Regions from separate parts of the Homo sapiens genome. Here region 1 is linked to region 2. Evidence: read pairs that join two places in POLR2A ChIA-PET (ENCODE). Cell type or tissue: OCI-LY7. All regions are shown on one strand. Links, peaks and the distances in the headings refer to the core of each region. The heading gives the core; the rest is flanking DNA.

Region 1 (9,862 bases), core at 4,422-6,921, 300 kb before region 2:
TGGTTTTAAAAACGTATCTCTAAAGAGGACTCATCATTGTTCTGAGAAAACAAAAATCCGGGACTTCTAAAAATAACTGCTGATTGCCTTGGAGTTGGGCTGGTGCATATGAACAATTTACATTCTGCTCTTTGGGAGCTGGTGACTCTTCTGGAAATTGGGGCTCTTTTAGTGGACATTGTTGATGCAGGCATAGTTGGCTTTTGTTTCCATGTGCTTCTCAGAAACTCTTGCTCTGCTCCGCAGACATTTGTATGTGTCAAAGAAGTATATGGGGCTGAGTGCAGTGGCTCATGCCTGTAACCCCAACACTTTGGGAGGCCGAGGCTGGAGGATCACTTGAGCCCAGGAGTTCAACACCAGCCTGGGCAACACAGTGAGATCCCATCTCTACAAAAAATTTAAAAAATGAAAAAGAATCAGATGGGATGAGAGAGTCCATAGGTCAGGTTCTCCAAGAGTAGTTTTCAGGAGCCATGTAAGTGGCCCTAGAGATTCTGAACTTTAAAATGTTAAAACTGCTTTGATTTCACAGACACCCTTTCAAAAGATTATCTCAGATTACTGGAAGACTTTCTTGTTAAGTTTAGAGAATTTTGCATTTTGCTTAGAAATCATTTTCAAGTTTTATTAGAACATTTACTAGCAATGGTGCTAATTATTTTAAATATGACCCTGGAAATGGGCTATGTCAGCTTGAAAAGACTATTTTTAACGGAATTTGGTTTTAAAGGCAGGTTTTATAGACATTATAGTAATACCGTTGTTATCTAATTAGCATCCACTGCGTAAATGTACATGATATTAGAGAGGCAAGTATACATAAAATTATAAATTGTGACATTTTATGAGTTTTTTTTTTATTATGAGTCTTCTATAGTCATCATTACTTAACAGTGTGAAATGTGGTCTTAGACATTACATCATGTAAAGACCAGGAGACAAAAAAAAACTGAGGATCAATTTTTGATTATAATAAAGTTTTAGTATGAGGCATTTCTGAATATGTGTCATGAATATGAGTCATGATTTTCACACCAAACCTGACCTATTATGATTATGCTTCAACTTCATGGGGTTTTCAGTATTTAAATTCTAAACCCAATTCTAAGGTTTCAAAATGATTCACATTCAAACCTACTTTTATGTTTTATAATTAAATAAGAAAATATTGCTTATACCTACATTTTTATTATTCTTGGGCATATTATAATTATTTCTTTAATTTCACCAATAAAATAGCCCATTTCTTCATTAGTAAATTATCAGGCTATCTCAATAAAAAAATTAGTTTGAATGTGGCTTGCCATCTCAAAGAGTCATTTCAGTTTGGAATTTTCTCACTTTTTTCATTTGTTCTTTTTGTAAAATGTGAAGATACTTTCTAGGTAAATTAATCCCTTCCAAACGGTAAAATAACTTTCTTCTTGGAAAGAGTTATTACAGTCTTATTCTTTACAATCTTAAATACCACTTAGGTTAGCGTGAACAATACATGAAAAAAATTACACTAGTTAAAAAAAGAATGATTGCGACCTAGGCCAAGTGCATTGCAATTATATGTTCATGGAAAAGTGAGCTTTCTACTGGGAAGAGCACGATATAGATGCCCATGAAATTTCCAAAGTTTAAGTATTTTTGTAAATTAGGTTGTTCCTAGTTAAACAGGTGGCTTTAAAGGCTGGTTTCACTGTTGTTTTAATCATAGTTTAGTTACCATGGAGAAATATGCAAGTTAGCATTTATACACAGAAGTGAAATTTATGCTGCATAGATAATAGCCTAAATTTAGCTTGACTTAAGTTTACCACTTCCTTTTTTTTAAACAAAAAGAATAGTAATATATCACATATATCCATTAACAAGTTAATTTCTTTAAACGCGACTGTTATATTTTTAGAGAATTTCTTTTCTTAAGCCTCAGACACCTCTGTCACTGTGACCTCTTCCAGTGCTGAGTATAATGTAACATATTACATCAGATTTGCTCTAATTGTTTCACCCTTAGGTTTAATAAAACACTTTGCTGAGTTTAAAATCAGTTATGTGGTGAAAAAGTAATGTTTGGACACATTGCATCTAGTTGAGTTTTATAAAGGACTATTATTTTCTACTGAAAATCTTTAGGAAATGTGCCATGCTGATAGGACCAATCTGATATCATAACCCAACGATAATTTTGATTAGATATGTTTTCTAAAGAAAATTCAGAGACAGGTCTATTTCTAATGAACTGTTTTGATCTTAATGCCTTCTTCACTGAGTAATAGATTTTTCACTCTGAATTAAGATGTTCGTCTGTGTGGAATCCAGCATCCGTGAGCTGTCTTTCCTGCTTTACCCTGTACCCCTGAACGAAGGCTAAGTTTTCAAGGACAAATGTAGTAAAAGTGTCCTGATCCAACATGAGGTCCCCCAGCACAGAGAGAGAGCAGCAGATCCCTTTCAACACCAGCTGTTCTCACAGATATAGATTGCTGCAGTGAAATTTTCTTAATATAATTCAGGAAGCTCTAGAGAATTCTCCAAAACAACTGTGCCAACAAGGAAAATGTTGAATTTTTCATCAGCTGCCCAATGCTGAGAGTTAGTGGGCAATCCGTTCATTCATGACCAGATGTTCAGTGTAGTAACGCTCCGCAGTTAACTTGAACCTTGTGGCCTGTTTACCATTGGCTGCAAGGACATTGGCAGCAACCTGGCATTGGAGAATTGAGGCCCGCACAAGCGAAAGACCGAAGTGTGTGTCTGTGGCTTCCTGGTTTTCACCAGCGACCAGACAAGGTAGGGAATGATGAAAGAAAGGAAAGACATCACATCAATCATTTTGGAGGTGGGAGAATTTGCTATATGATTGTGTCTTGGGGGAACAGTAGGCAAATTCTTAAACTCATTTTTATTTGGAAAGAAAGGCAGTCTTTGTTTATTTAGTTAGGCAGATTTTTCAACCTATGTCTAAACCATGAAACTTTTTGTAGTGGGGGCAAGTAGGCATGGGTGGTTAAGACAGTAAGAAAAAGATTTCTAAATTTAAACTGGAGGAAGTCAATAAAATTGACTCTTAATATTGAAACCTGACAAAGTCCAATCTAGAATTGGAAATATGTGATATTTTTGTTTTAGGTGAGTGTTATTATTACAAGTGGAGAATACTTAGATCTTCCATTCATACAGATTCATCATTTCCTTCATATACATGTTTGGAGGCCATGACATTTTTGTGAGCTCTTTGAAGTAATGATGTTCAGCGGGAGGGGGAACTTAGATGGAGCAGGAGTTTTTGAACAAACAATTTGATTTTTTACTTTGAAAAGGATTTTGCCTGCAAATAATTAACAGTGTTTAATTCTGGATTTGCAACAGGCCAGGCCTGGGGAGGGCAGAGTTTGATAACGTGAGGCTTGTCTCAGATGGGGGGCTCATCTCTTCCTGACTACACGGCACTGCACAAGAATTTGAACTGTTTATTTCAAAGCAGCATGCACAAAGGAACTTTTAAAATCTTTCTTATTTAACCGTTTTTAACTTGGGCCACGTCTGCAAGAAGTTGCCATGTCTGCAAGAAGTTGGCCTTTGTTTACTTGAAACTGGAACAGAATGTCATCATGGAATAAACCTTTCGCTTTTTGGAGACTTGGATTGTTTTTCTCTTCCTATAGAATTCTTGACTGCCCCCCCCAACCCCCCTCCCCACCACACACACACACATCCTTACTGACGCCCATCCATGAGGCACAACTGTAACTTGCAGGACCTTTTAAGCAGAAGCCTTGCAGTAAGGATATTTGCTTTGGCAGAGCTTTCTGCCTTTGGTTTACAAAGTTGCAGTGAACACTTCCTTTGCATTTCCTGCTTACAGAGAAGGTGGGTTGCATGTCGCACTGAGATATGGAAATTCCTCATGACTCCATTTCAAGCCTGAACCTCTTGGCCCTTAGAATCCCACTGCTGAAGTATGTGTTTCTTTTGTCTGGGTGATTTTTTCTTTTTCTGAAAAGTCCCTTGGCTTGTTGACTTAGAAAGAGGAGGTTTTGAGTTACAGCAGGTCCTGACTTAGGGCTGCTGGGATGCAAGGTGAAGGCATTGCGTTGTTTTCCTGGATGCTAACTTGCTGATAGAAAAGTGAGAACCAGTTTACAGTAGCTCTGACACTACTGTTACCTTTCTGCAGTCCTCTCCAGCTGCTCCGAGCCCTTCGATGCCTTCGCCATGCACACAGTTTGTTCTTGGGTGTGAAAGCAAATAGTATTTGAGTTGGCAGCGACTTCTCTTTCAGTGGAGTTTGCTGCCTCGGCAAGAAACCGCAGCCTGAGCTTTCTGCTGCTGAAGGTTTCCACTGGCAGGATGGCCTTTTCCCACATTTCCTTGGTTTGAGGAAACAGATTTTTGAACTTTTTTTTTTTTTTTTAAAGACAGAATGCCAACATTTAACAGCTGGAGTCAGTATAATTTATGGTTTTCACTTTATGTTCTTGTGGATGTATAAAAATTAAAAATCCACAATTATTATTAAATTATGCAAGTTTTTGCAAAAAAAGTGATTAAAAATAGAACCTCTGTTATGAGGCATTCAAGAAAGTCATTGTTACCTAAACAGGTATTCTCAATTATTCTATCTTTAATGGTTTTTAATTGTTGTAATTTACTCATATTCTCTTGCATCTCTCAGAGGAGATGTTTCTGAAAGCTCTTCGTGTTTTCTTTGAGGAGCAAGTAGGAGTTTGTTCATTTGAACCACTTCAGTTTTTTTCCACCTTATTTAATTTATTTTATTATATTTGTTTTGTACACGTCGTTGTGTTCATCCTCACTTCAGGTAACCCTTACTGCAACAGCACTTATAAAAGCAAAGCAGTCATAAACCTGCTACCTATCGAGATGATCCTGTGCCAAGAGGAACGCAGGTGTCGCTCATGAAAGTGATGCAGGCCTTTGTGAGCCACAGACCCTCCCTTGTAGGAAAGCCTCAGTTTTCCTACATTTCCTTTAGGTGAAATTTATAACCCGCCCCCCCCGGCCCCCCCCCCCCCCGCCGCTTACAGATATAGCATATGGAGTCCTAATTGATTGGAGGCCTCACTGAATTTGCACCATATCGGAATCAGGAAATGAATGCAGTCAGCCAATAAAAAGTGATGGAATGTTGCCTCAAGATATGTAATATTTTTGTCCTATCAGTACACAAATACTAAATTTTTTTTGGTTATTTAAAAATTTCTAATGATAGAGATAAAGATTCTGAGAACCTTTATTAACATCCTCCCAAAGCCACACCTTTAGTTAAAAAGTAGCTCTGACATTTTTGTTATCTCGATTTCTCAGAAAATAAAATAGGAAGTGAAAAGGCCATTCTACTTGGTACAGTGTGTTACTATAAAGACCATTCGCTCTACACGTTAGATTTAGGGTCAGAACATTAGCTGTGATGAATAGCTAGGGACAAAATTTTTCTTTTCTTTTCAAGGATAGTGGCAGTTAATCATTTTTATCTGTCCGCCTTGTAGACTTGATTAGATTTATTATGTATGCCGCATGTTTATGGCATTTTTATTATATGTTGTTAATTTGTTGTAACTGCCACTATGTTTTTTTCTTCTTCCCTTTTTCTCCCTTGAGCACCCTTGAAAGCAACTAAGTGTTACCTTGTGCTTTAGGAAACTTCATTTAATTTTTCATTTTAATAAAAGCCCTAATAGTCAACAGGTTAAAAAAATAATAACCGGTGTTACAATGTGTATCTTCAGATAAAAGGAAAATTTGTACTTAACGTTAATTTTGAATTCTTATGTTTTCTGATGTTGATGAAGTAATGCATGTTCGGGTAGATTTAGAGAATACACGGCTATAAAAACATTTCACCTGAAACCTAGAAGGGCGAGCTGCGGAACGTGCACTAAACTATAATTTTCTTCATTAGTAGAAAGCCATCTATATAGTTTTCAAATCACTGCTAGGTAAGACAATTGGGCCGTTTAACATTTAAGCTGCTTAAAAAGTCACGCAGTTGAATGATGCATTTAGAACATCTTTTTTAGCTTACTAGCTCTCAGAATGGATATGGAATCTGTTAAATATAGAGGCCATTCTTTAAATAAGGCCGACAGTTAAAATTGGGAAGCCAGAGAATTAGATTGGAAATGATTTACGATGAGTCTACAGGACATTAAAAAAAATAAAGTTAGAAAAGGAAATCCACTGGCTGCATTGGCTATATTACAGCAGAGAATTTTTACTTTTCATCCCTTTTGAATTGGCTGGATATATGGGTAATGCATAGAAACAGACTTTCGGGAAAAATTGACAGAACTTTTCTTTTTATTATATGTTCTGGCATTGGTTTGGTATTGGCATCGTAAGCCTCTGACTATAACCAAGTCAGTTTCTTGTTTTGACAGTTACAAACTTTTTTTCAATAACAGAGAACCACCCATTCTCTTAAGAGCATTAGACGTTGAAATAAATAGAAGCTGGATTGAACAACGACTTTGTTTGTGTCATGCCGCATGAACACATGGGTCCTTAATAAATACCATTTGAAGATGACACATGGGTGTGGTTATTGAGTTTATAATGTGTAATCATCACACATGCATATATCGCTTTTAAGAATTGTTATGCATTCGTTCATACGCACAGCAAGAAGTTGATACATTTTTATGGAAAAAAACCAATGTGAATTCAAAGAGACAGATTACAGACAATATTAAGTCATTCAGGTGTGAAGTGGTTTCACTGATGCTAAAACTTGTTATGATGGCTCATTAAAACATCTGAAATCCTTACTTATAATGAGAAAGAGAAAGAAATACAATTTTAGATGTCTTAGCTATAAAATCCTTAATTATTCCAATTGTAGCAATACAATATTGAGTTAATCAAGAAAAAGGGATATATTTACTAACTAATGGTGGAAGACTTCAAGGTGATGAAGTTATTAACCCAGTTTTAGACTTTGGTGTTCTGAGAGATGCACTATGCCCCATTGTGTGCACGAGACCAGCATTTGATTCCAGTACCTCCTGCCCTATTCTGATGTTTATGTAGGCAACTTTGAAAAAGCAAAAGTTCATATTCAAATTCTGTCCTTAGGAATAAAGTGTCGAAAGAAATAAGATATTTTGTTACCGTCATGAAGCATTTCAGCTAGAGCTTGCTGAAAATATAAACATTAGATATTTGGGTTAGGGGATTTCTGGCTCATGGCAGCTGGGTGAATAAGCAACAAAGTCTAAAAATCTTGGTGCTCAGAGCAATGAACAATTCCTTTGGTTGGTACACAGAGCTCATAGAGGAGAAAAGAGAAAATATTAGTAGGTTGGAAAGGTAGCTGATGTAAGATGGAGAACCTCAAATTCAGAGTTAAGGAGTAAAGAATTCAGTAACATTAATTAATATTAATATTAAATACTAATGGCAGATAACATTTGCTATGGGCAAGGCATCAAGCTTAGTGGTTGACAATTCATTGTATTATTTTACTGGTAATAAGCTTCCAAGGAAGGTGATTCTTTTTTTTTTTTTTTTTTTTGAGACGGAATCTTGCTTTGTCAACAGGCTAGAGTGCAGTGGCACCATCTTGGCTCACTGTAACCTCTGCCTCCCGGGTTCAGGTGATTCTCTTGCCTCAGCCTCCCGAGTAGCTGGGACTACAGGCATGCGCTACCACGCCCAGCTAATTTTTTTGTATTTTTAGTAGAGACGGGGTTTCACCATAATGGCCAGGATGGTCTTGATCTTTTGAGGTCGTGATCTGCCCACCTTGGCCTCCCAAAGTAATGGGATTACAGGCATGAGCCACCGCACAGGGCGTGATTCTATTATTATGCGTAGTTAACAGAGATGAGAAGACTGAGTCTTGGAAAAGTCATGTGATCTTACCCTGGGCACGCAATGGTCAGATGGAGCCAAGATTTCAAATTAGACTCTGTGGCTTAAGAATCAGCCTTTTGAGGACTGACTCTATTGCCAGTGGGCACAACCAGGGATTTTTGAGCAGAGGAGTCTCTGGTCAGAACTGTGCTCTGGGATAATTCATCTGTCATATTTCAAAGCAATGTAGTGAGGAGCCCAGATAGGAGGAAATTGTGATGTTCTGAAGAGCGGCAACTACAGTCTGCAGTTGAGTGTTTGATGAGATTGGAAAGGCAGTGATGGAGAGGTCCCAAAATCCTTAACGTTTTGGGCGGTACTTGGTGTGAAAGACAGATGATTGGGAGAATGGAGTTGGTATTCTTATCCCTTGCTAATGGAAGAGGAGAGAGGGCAGGCTGGGAAGGGATGAGCTGAGGTTTGGATGTGGCTTGAGGTGCAGACGTTAATTTCAGGCAGAGTCTTTTGGAAGGTGATGAAATACACATTGAACTAGAGGTTACGAAGATAGTCAGGGCTGGAGATGTGGATCTGAAGCCACAGAAGCCAGTAGAAAGAGTGAGACTGGTACATTTAGAGAGGTGCGGGGAAAAGAAAGTGGCTGGAGAAGGAGACCACGATATAAATCAGTCTTAGGAGATAAAGAAAAATCTTTCTGCACATTGGAGATGACAGATTTGTAGGCCATGCTTCAGACACATACCTATACATATTCATGTTTGTATACATATTCATGTACATATTTATATATGTATTCCTATATACATTCATATGTATTACTGTGTGTGTTTGTATATGTATCTTATTCATGAGCATGCGCTGTTCTCTTATGCTCACATATGTATTCTTGGGAGCCTTTCCCACCTCAGCAAGTGGGGAGAGGAAGAGTGGGGTAGGCGTCAGTCTCTCCCCAGAGCAGCTGATTGGGGCAGGTTCTGCTCCCTGCTGCTGCAGTTTGAGAGCAGTAGAGGGAAAATGGGGTTTACTTTGTGTACGTGTGGTTCAGGCCAACACGCAGAATTTTATACCCCTCAAAATGCATTCCTCCACAGAAGCCTGGCAACTTTAAATGCTCTAGTAAATGTTAGGTGATTTATAATACAGTTTTAAAGAATTCAGCAAGATTACCATTCTATTGTGAAATAAGGGCTGACAGTGTGGTCAGTAAATGTGTTAACTTTTCATTTGGGTTGGTATGTCTCTCCTTTGCAAATCCATTCATCTGCCGAAATGCATATGAGAAGCATTGCTTTTGCCAATGAAGGATTGCAGTTAGGATTTTTTTTTTTTTTTACTTCCTTTTCCCGTGCCCCTTCTTAATTACTAAGAAGGTTAACAGCACACACTTCAGGGTCACTGATGTTGTGTTGTGTTCTGTTTTTGTTTTTCCTGTAGCCAAAGAAATGCTGTATTATTGCTCAAGTCTGTTTTGTGTTGTTGATTGAAGGGCTGAGAGAGTGCCCGTTTCTTTTTCTTTCAAGATACCACTAAGTGATTTCCTTTCAGGGTTCTAGAAAATGTGTCACCCTGACAAAAATTGCCTTCCCATGCTAGTAGCCTTAAGCTTCTACTTCTTAATTCCTTACATGGCCATTTCCTAAATGGTTAGAGTTATTTGGAACACCTTAAAATTAAAAAGCTTTCATTGCCACCCACTCCACCACTCAGACTGCCAGTGATATGAAATTCACCTGAACCCTTTACAGTTGGTGACAATTGTTTTAGGAAAATATATGTGATAAGATGCTGCAGGTCCTCATACCAGTGTCAACTCAGAATGTCGTTCACATTTCTTCTGAGAGTCTCCAATTGGCCACATTACTGAGAGCTTTGTCATAATGCTTTAAGTCATTTATCAGCTGAGGTCACTTTGACTTTTGAGATTCTAATAAAATTGGCTTGAACTTTTATCTTATACCCTGTGGGAATTCCAATGAGCATTTCTGGAGGCTTTGTTTTCGTGGTGGATTTTTGTTAGAGAACTCTTGATATT
Region 2 (9,862 bases), core at 2,603-5,102:
ATTGTGAACTTGTTTTTCTGTCTATGGCTGCTTTCAGCAGAGATGAGTGGGTGCGACAGAGACTGTGCGTCCTGCAGTGCCTAAAATATTTATTCTCTGGCCTTTTATAGAGAAAGTTTTTGGCCCCTGGCTTCAAAGTTCAGGTTTGGTCTCTAGGACACCTTTGGGAGAAGGAGCTTGGGCATCTAGAAACTTACTGAATTTATAGGGAAAAACACATGAAAAACAAGAAAACAGCTTTCTTACCAAAATGTTTGGGAACTGATAGAGAACAATGTTACTGAGAGGCAAGAATACAGCATTCTCATGAGAAGATTATTGATTTTTATCGTTACCATCACCATCAACAATATCTAAGTCTCATTTTGATCTTTATTGATATTATTATAATCATAGGATTCATTTGGTTTTAAAGTTTGGTGTAAATGACATAGCGATTCTGAGAGCAAGGCCTCTGGGAAGTAAATGTGAGAACAGACCAGAGGCTTAGTGATTCTTTCATCCATCCATCTATTCACTTATCCTCATTCTAACATTTATTATGTGCCTGTAGTGTACCGATCCTGCTTAGTACTGAAGTAGAGAATTGCATATTTCTTAGTCCTTATATCACAGTTGAAACTGAACAGAGAATTATAATATGATGTAATAAATGTACTAACAGAGGTAATCTGTACTAGCCACATTTCAAGTTCTGTTCCTAAACTGGGAACACACACAGGAACAGAACTTGAAATGTGGCTAGTACAGTCAAAGAGTTGGATTTTTAAATTGTATTTACATTAAATAAATTTAAATTTAAATAGCCATATGTGGCCAGTGGCTATTATTTTGATTAATGCAGATATAGAACATTTCCATCATTGTGAAAAGATCTATTGGACAGTGCTATCTAGAATGTTCTTTTGCTTTTTTTAATTTTTTTTTTTTTCATTTTTATTTTTATTTTTTGAAATGGAGTCTTGCTCTTGTCGCCCAGGCTGAGTGCACTAGTGCGATCTTGGCTCACTGCACCCTCTGCCTCCCAGGTTCAAGCGATTCTTCTGCCTCAGCCTCCCAAGTAGCTGAGGCGTGTGCCACTATGCCCGGCTAATTTTTGTATTTTTAGTAGAGACGGGGTTTCACCATGTTGGCCAGGCTGGTCTCAAACTCCTGACCTCAGGTGATCTGCCTGCCTTGGCCTCCCAAAGGGCTGGGATTATAGGCGTGAGCCACCACGCCTGAGCTTTTTTGCCTTTTAAAGCATTTGGTAAATATGTCTTCCTGATGAAAAATCAAGAACTAATCTCTTTTAATGTGGTGTCTTCATATATCTCTAAAGTATATCTGTGCAACTCTTTGTCACGTGTCTCTCTATATCCTTCTTTTACTGTATTGCTACCAGTGTAAGACAATACTCCAGTCATCTCTGGGAACATCTACTGCCTCCATTTTCTCTGTGGGAGCTCAAGTTTTCCTTCAAAATAAGAAAAACTCCCAAGACCTGGAAGTTTGAAGGAAAATAAGCCAAACGCCCTCCCTCACATTTGAAAACTGACAATTATTTTTATTTGTGCAGGCTTAAGATGGAAATAAGAACTTCTAAAAGAATTTGAAAAATACCCTACTTACCAAAAAAGCTTAAATCATTTCCTCTGAAAGTTTCCTTCCATCTAAGGTTTGCTTCGGTTCCACAGACCAGCCTCCTCCTGTCCTCAATCTGAGGGGGAGGAACGTGACCTTCAGTTTCCGCTGATACTGATTTTAGGGTCCCACAAGGGTCTCTGTACTTGCCCTCCCTCTTAGAGACACAGACTGGCACATCCTGGTTTTCTTTTTTTTCTTTTTTTGAGATGGAGCCTCCTTCTGTCACCCAGGCTGGAGTGCAGTGATGCCATCTTGCTCACTGCAACCTCCTCCCTAACTCACCAGGTTCAAGCGATTCTCCTGCCTCAGCCTCCCGAGTAGCTGGGATTACAGGCGTGCACCACCATGCCCAGCTAATTTTGTTTTTTTTTGTTTTTTGTTTTTTTTCTGAGACAGAGTCTCTCACTCTGTCGCCCAGGCTGGAGTGCAGTGGTGCGATCTCAGCTCACTACAACCTCCACCTCCTGGGTTCAAGCGATTCTTCTGCCTCAGCCTCCCAAGTAGCTGGGACTACAGGCGTGTGCCACCATGCCCGGCTAATTTTTGTATTTTTAGTAGAGACGGGGTTTCACCATGTTGGCCAGGCTGGTCTCAAACTCCTGACCTCAAGTGATCTGCCTGCCTCGGCCTCCCAAAGTGCTGGAATTACAGGCGTGAGTCATGGCACTCAGCCTACATCGTGATTTTCCTGTTGGCTTTTGTAAAAGCCAGATCCTTGAACTTTGTTTCTTATTTCCAAATGTTGATTACAGTTGTGTTTCTCATACCTCTCTCCCAGCTGTGAAGTTTATTGGTCTTTGTTTTATTAATAATTCTATAATTGAGAATTATATTTTATTTTAGACTCATAATGTCATAGCATTACATTCATTGGTTGAATATGTTAACTGGTTAGGAAAAAGCTTGGGGTTACCCTTAATCTTGAGCTTGAGATATTGATGAGACAATTAAGCTTAATTTGGTAACTCTTTGGAGTAGATAGACCCAAATTCTAAAAACCATCATTTACCATCTCTGGGACCTTGTCCAAGTAAAGCTCAGTTTTTTTTTTGTTTGTTTGTTTTGTTTTGTTTTGTTTTGTTTTGTTTTGAGACGGAGTCTTGCTCTGTCACCCAGGCTGGCATGCAGTGGTGCGATCTCGGCTCACTACAACCTCCGCCTCCCGGGTTCAAGCACTTCTGCCTCAGCCTCCCAAGTAGCTGGGATTACTGGCATGTGCCACCATGCCCAGCTCATTTTATTTGTATTTTTAGTAGAGACGGGGTTTCTTCATGTTGGTCAGGCTGGTCTCGAACTCCTGACCTCAGGTGATCCACCCACCTTGGCCTCCCAAAGTGCTGGGGTTACAGACGTGAGCCACCGTGCCTGGGCTAAAGCTCACTTTTGAGCTTCTATAAAGTAGAAATGTCTACCCAGCAGATTAATTCAGAGGATTAATTTAAGAATACACACACACACACACACACACACACACACACACAGAATCTGGCACCTGTAGCTCAAAATGTTACCTGCCCTTCTTATAGCTGTTGTTCTGATCATTATATTATGATGATGTTGGTTTGGGTTATTACTTGTGAGATCCTACAGTGGTCTGGACACACAAAAAATTGAATTTTATATAATACTGAGGCTTTCTGATGGTAGTAGATGGGCAGAGAGTGGCAGTTGTCAACCCCCTATGCATTTCAGAGCGAAGTGCATTTAGAATGGCCATACCTATGTTATCATATACCTATGTTATCGTCTCTGAATCTTTGATATATGCCAGATGGGTTGCAAATTCTACAGTGAATTGTTCACTTCTGTAGGTCTTCTGTGCAGGACCCTAGCTCTCCTGTAATGGCAGTGCAACTGCTGAGAAGAAAAGACAGAGTGCAATGATCATGCTTCCCCACTCTGACCCCCTCCTAGTTCTTCCCTGCACTCTTAAGGAGGCAGTTGCACAGTTATTTTTTATTTGACATTATAGTTACATATATGCAAAGAAGATCAGGGAGTATGCTCATTTTATTGTGTCTTGATGTGTTGGGAAGGGAAGCATGGATTATAAAATTATCTTTTCATCAAGCCTTCTAGTTAGAGTTGACTTGCTTCTCCTGGGGACTGAGTAATTTGTTACTCTTCATTGCCCTGTTACTTTTTCCCCCCAAGGGTGGTTCTCCTCACACCTGCAGGAGACTTGTTCTTTCACTTCTGTATTATCACATTACATACTGCACTTATGAAAAACGGGGCAAATGTTTTCTAACAGCCATCGTGACAACTCTGTTACAAACAGGGAGGTACTGTTTAGTTGAAAAACATGGGAATATCCAAGAAAAATGTGAAAGAAGCTTAGAAAATGAAATTTCTTGAAAATAGGAATCGAGAGATTTGTTTTATGATGGGAGCAAGGTTGAAGAAAGTAAGGAATTGATTCCCCATTAGAGATTGCAAACTGATGGCCCGCAGGCTAGATACTGTTTTGTTTATGCACACAACATTTAACCTTTTTTTGGTTCGAACTTTTTGAAGGCTTTCTTTTTCTTTGCAAAGATTTAAAAAATCTGGAGATTTCCCATGAAAATCTCATTTTCTGTCATCTCCTAAAAAAGAAAAAAATCAGAAGTTCAAGCAATATACATAGCACCAGTTATCTGGAGCAGAGAAATGCTGCCCATTCCCACTTTGCCATGGACTTCAACTCATTTCAGTAGCCTGCCTGTCTGCTGTCTATCCCTCTTCTAAGTGGCTCAAGGTTTCATGAACAGATTCACCTCAGAGTCTCAAAGGCAACAGCACGCTATAGTGGCCCAGCTAGAGCCCAGGCATTTTGGAATTCTTGATTTCTTTGTATCTTTGTACCCTGATTATAGACTGATGTCTTTTTAAACTGGCTGCCTTGTGAAAATTAGAGTTCCTCTTTCTTAACTAGGACTGTGGGTAGTAGTGATCCCCATGTGGCAAGGATGGGGCAGGGAAGAGTGTTCCTGCAGGAAGAAAGTGTGTGCAAGCCAGATGACATGCAACTGCCCTCATGATCAGATTTGGATAACTCTGTTATTTACTCCAAACCTTAGTGTCTTACAGTTTAAACATTTATTCTTTTACACACTTTCTGTGAGTCAGAGATAGGGGAGTGGCTTAGCTGGGTGGTTCAGGCTCATAGCATCTCATGAGATTGCAGTCAAAATGTGAGGCTGGGGCATGATTGGGGCTAGGGGAGCCGCTTCCAAGATGGCTCGCTCACATGGCTGTCAGCAGGAGGCCTCAAGTTCTCAGGCTGTGGACCTCTCCATAGTGTGACTTCAGTGCCCTTGTGATGTGGCAGCTGGCTTTTCCCAGAGTGATCCAAGTTGTGACCTAGCCTTGGAAATCACATACCATTACTTCTGCCATATTTATTGGTCACAGAGACCGGCCCTGACATGGTGTTGGAAGGTACTATCCAAGGCATGAATACCAAATGGTGAGAATCTTTGGGGCTTGTTTCGGAGGTTGGGTGCCACTGATTCCAACCTCCTCATTAGCCCTATTTAGAATCAGAGTAAGAGCAAGTCAGTGTAATTGTTTATAAAGTGTCATATCCTTCAGCTATGTTGGATGGAAGAAAGGTCAAAATGTGACCTGAGCACTGGTGTACTCTTGGCGTAAGGTCATTGGCCAAAGTATTATTCACTTCACTAAAAGATTTGCCTGTACTAATAAGAAAGAGAGATTGACAAAAGAGATGAACTGCACTAAGGTATTTGGTGAGTTCGATTTCTTTCTCAAATTATGCAAATTTCCTCCAGCGTTTCCCCCTAAACAATGGGAAGTTGCATATTCTCAAAGCTGTAAGACCTTCAAAGATAATCTCAGAGTGATTTTAAGGCAAAATAAGTAGTTTAATATTTATATCTAACTGCATCTCTGGTGTCTCAGAAGTCTTTGACATCATTGGAATGACTTTGTTAGTACCTTTCCCATAAATAGTTAGCTAGACAGGTGAAAGTTCAAGAAAAATAATGAGATCCTTTACGCAACTCAAATAGACTGTTCATGAGATTCCCTGTTCAACAAACATCTGACAAATTATTGGGTGGTTGTGTTGACCTAGACACCTAGAGTGAGGCACCTAGAGTGAGCAGCAGAGAAAGCAGCCGGGAGATTACATTCTTATGGGACATTAAACTGGTAAGCCAAAAAAAAAAAAACAAAAAACAAAACAATGTATCACCACATGTTGTGTGACGATGAAATCTGTAAGAAAACAAAGTAGATTAAGATAAACACCGTGGTGATGACAGTCCCATGTTTGACTGGCTGGCCAGGGAAGGACTCTGAGGAAATGGTCTTTGAGTAGAGACCTTGACTGAGTGAGGGACTGAGTCTTGCGTCTATCTAGGGAAGAAAGTTTCAGGTTCGGGGAAGAGCAAGTTTAAGAGCCCCCAATCAGAAACAAGCTTGGTTGCTCTTTCGCAATTTCCAGAGACTCCATCTATTCCCCAGCATCTTGGTTCTCACCACTGCACTGCTTATGGTTGACCGTCAGCTTTGCTTTTTTGACCATAGTCTTACAGCCCTGGCTTAGCCTTCTCTGAAAACATACATTTGCACACTAAGCCAGATTCACATGGGAGGTACATTATGCCGTGGCCTAGTCTAGTGTGTATTTCCCCTTTCTCTCCCCACAAAGATTTTACAAAACTTATACATGCAAACAGGTATTTTTGTTTGTTTCACATGAGTCGCTTTTGCATAATATAACAAGCCCATGATTTCACATGTACAGTAATTCATAGAAAGTGATAGTCATCTTGCTTAGACACCTTAGTTCTCAAATCTAGCCTGCTAAATATAGTACCTTCTCAGACCCATATAAGGTGTCATAAAAAAAGAAAAAATAAAGGTCAAAGTTTCCCCACCCACAAATTTGGTTATAAAAACAGCAAAGCAGGGTTTTTCTGAACTTGAATCAGTAAATTTTTAATTTAAATAGTATCCTGTTTTGACAAAGTGCTAAACCACAGAGGTCTGAGAAAGACACTCTTAAGCCTTTGTCAATACCAGCTGGCATCTCTCAACAGGAAACCTTGGATGACTTTTGTTGTCATTTTGTGATGCACTGACAAGGAATGCGTGCCCTTATTTGTTGCATCAAGGAAATGGTCAGAGTACCTCTGATGCGGCTCGATGCCGTTTACATCAATATGTTGCATAATCCTTTGCCAGACAAAACCGGTATTTTGTTGTCGTTGTTTGATCAATTAACATTGGATTTCTGGCTTTGCTAAGTGCACCTCCAGAGCAAGACACAAAATGATGTCACATGAGTTCTGTTCTCTGACCCACCCAACAAAGAACTGAGCTAACCTGCAACCCTTTTCCTGCCTTGGTCTTTTGATCTCATCAGTTGTGCAGCTCACCTCTTCAGGGCCTGCACAGCTCTTGAATGGTGTGGACTGTCCCGAGGAAATCCAAGGTACTATAAGAGCTCTTTGTTGGAATTCAGTCCCTAGCCCTCTCTTTATCTCACTTTGTTTCATGTTGAATAGTAAGTTGCATTTTACTGTTATGGTGACTGCATTTTTCTTATGGGGCCTTCAGGGTAAACAGCCGTTAGTTTCCATCTGTGAACACACATGTAGCTTGTGTTTGGGTAGGGTGCCTGGTGCTTCCAAAGTCATTATTTTCTCTGTAATGTTTGTTCTCCATGGTTGTGCATAGATAGATTCTATGCCCCAGTGCAGGACGAAGAGGTAGCCTGTAATTCCAGCTGAATGTGTTGCAGTTGAAAGTGGGACGGGAGTGGAAGCAAGTGATGGATCAAGCAAATCGCTTTTAATTTTACATAAATTGGTTTTCTGCTTTCCTCTGGGGCAGAAGTTTGCTGCTCAGGGTCATGTTAAATGTCGCTGATGATTTGGAAGAGAGGCATTCCTGGAAAATATCCGGTGAGACAGAACTTGGGATTTCAGTCCCTGCCTCTCATTGACAGACTTGGGGAAATTAGAGATGGAGTCTCTAGCCTGGGATGGGAGCCGTTATCTCTGGACCAGCTAGAGACACTGGAGATTAGAAAAGGCAACAGCAATTTTAGATTCCCGAAGAATAAAATTATCATGACATTTATCAAATGTGCTCCCTTTCCCCCCGGTACATTGCATAATAATGATGTTTGTATATGTTGTTGTCACATAAGCAAGAACGAGAGAAGATCCCCTTTCATGGGATGCTCACAGATTTCCTTAATATGAAATTAACTAGCAGTCCTAGATAAGTAAGCTAGAACTGTAATGGGCACAGTCTGAAAGAGGGCAGAGCTTTCTTTTTGCCCCTTGGCCAAGGACAAAACATGGGCAAGGCCAGTTGTCAACATGAGACACTGGTTTCAGGTTTGCAGCTACAAAGAATACAGTTGTGATGGATTTCAATCCGATATTTGCAGTTCCAATGCTAGAATTTTCAGCCATGTCATCCTGAGTCTCTTTAGGCTTTAGAAACAAAGGATTCATGTTTGAATCGTGACCTGCCACCATGACCTTGGGCAAAATAGAAAACTTTGTTTCTTTGTCTATAAAATGGCCGTAAATGTGCGGTGGCTCACGCCTGTAATCCTAGCACTTTGGGAGGCCAAGGCGGGCAGATCACGAGGTCAAGAGATCAAGGCCATCCTGGCCAACATGGTGAAATCCTGTCTCTACTAAAAATACAAAAAATAGCTGGGTGTGGTGGCACCCGCCTGTGGTCCCAGCTACTCAGGAGGCTGAGGCAGGAGAATCGCTTGAACCCAGGAGGCGGAGGTTGCAGTGAGCCAAGATCACACCACTGCACTCCAGTCTGGCAACACAGTGAGACTCCATGTAAAAAAAAAAAAAAGGCCATAAATGATACCCACCATACAAGAACCAAATGAAAACTTGGACATAAAGCACCCAGCTAGAGACACACAGCATGTGACATACGCTTAACGAAAGGTGCTAATAATGTTATTAGAATTTCACTGGATTGTTGTTGATGATTCTAATATAATATTCCTTAATAGTAAAAAGCTGAAGCCATAGGAGCCCAGTAATCTTCACCTGGAATTTCACAGTAACAGGAAAATAAATGAAACTTTGGGATACTAAATATTAATGGGGTGAAGTAAAAAAAGCTAAGTGGGGCCTGGCGTAGTAGCTCACACCTGTGATGTGAGGCACTTTGGGAGGCCAAGGCAAGAGAATTGCTTGAGGCCAGGACTTCGGGACCAGCCTGGGTAACACAGGGAGACCCTATCTCTACAAAAAAAAATTTTTTTTTAAATTAGCTGAATGTGGTGTTATGCACCTGGAGTCGCAGCTACTTAGGAGGCTGACATGGGAGGATTGCTTGACCATGGGAGGTTGAGGTTGCAGTGAGCTGTGATTGTGTCACTGTACTCCAGCCTGGGGGACAGAGTGAGACCTCGTCTCAGAAAAGAAAAGCAAAAAGCTAAGTGGAAGAAAAAAAGTAGTTGCAAGCTGTTACAGAGCTGGACAGAAAATGCATAGAAATAAGTGGCTTTTGGCAAATTCTTTGAGTGAAAGAAATGAACAGCCACTAACAAGGAATGACTATTTTATGCCCAAATCCATATATTTAAACAATGATTGATTGATTGATTTGTTTGTTTATTTATTCAAGCAACTATTGTGCCTCATCCTCCCTGGTAACTGGGATTAACAGGTACCCAACACCACACCCAGGTAATTTTTGTGTTTTTAGTAGAGACGGGGTCTTGCTGTGTTGCACAGGCTGGCCTCGAACTCCTGGGCTCCAGCGATTCCCCCACCTCAGCCTCCCAAAGTTCTGGGATTACAGGCATGAGCCACTGCGCCTGGCCAACAATGATTTATTTTAAAAAATCATTTTATTTAGGAGAAAGCAAAGACTTTGAAAAATAGTGTTAACTATGCAAGGGCAGGTTATTCATGAAAAATCTATTCTATATTTTAACATGCCTGGTCTCAGTAAGTGATTTCAGTCAGATAGCTTGAAAGAGGCCACCATGAAGAAAAATGTGTATTTCTCCAGAATGTATGTATTACAATAAAATAGTTGCTAATGAATTCCTTTAAATCATTTATTACCAGACTCTATGAAAGTGAGATTATCATAATTTGGCAGAGTGGATCAAGAACAAAAAATAAACTATCAGATTCAGGAAAAATGAGAAACAAACCCATGGGTGAGGAATCAGTGAATCATTGTAGAGTTTGTTTTTGGGGGAAAAAAAAAAACCACACACACT

What was found. Peaks named below come from ENCODE experiments on the same cell type or tissue, not always from the same donor. Only the 100,000 strongest peaks of a DNase experiment are listed, where the experiment ranks them.
Region 1: POLR2A ChIA-PET joins it to region 2 with 8 read pairs; 3 of 35 experiments call an interaction of 5 or more read pairs at or near these places.

What each region holds. Positions count from the first base shown.
Region 1 is chr3:71,384,408-71,394,269 of GRCh38, reverse strand. The region is part of intron 3 of FOXP1 (forkhead box P1); the gene reads left to right. Among named protein-coding and RNA genes, the nearest start is that of FOXP1-AS1, 100 kb to the right of the region's middle. RefSeq lists an enhancer at 1,938-2,017 and a silencer at 3,698-3,992. In OCI-LY7, for the core only: no CTCF peak of the experiment used is centred there; DNase peaks (open chromatin) are centred at 4,859 and 5,359; H3K4me3 peaks cover 1,661 bases; H3K27ac peaks cover 1,808 bases.
Region 2 is chr3:71,084,343-71,094,204 of GRCh38, reverse strand. The region is part of intron 7 of FOXP1 (forkhead box P1); the gene reads left to right. LOC124906247 (a long non-coding RNA gene) reads right to left here. Exons shown (of 2, transcript XR_007095956.1): 2 at 5,490-9,862. Among named protein-coding and RNA genes, the nearest start is that of FOXP1-AS1, 200 kb to the left of the region's middle. RefSeq lists an enhancer at 6,262-6,361. In OCI-LY7, for the core only: no CTCF peak of the experiment used is centred there; DNase peaks (open chromatin) are centred at 3,484 and 3,794; H3K4me3 peaks cover 1,434 bases; H3K27ac peaks cover 1,795 bases.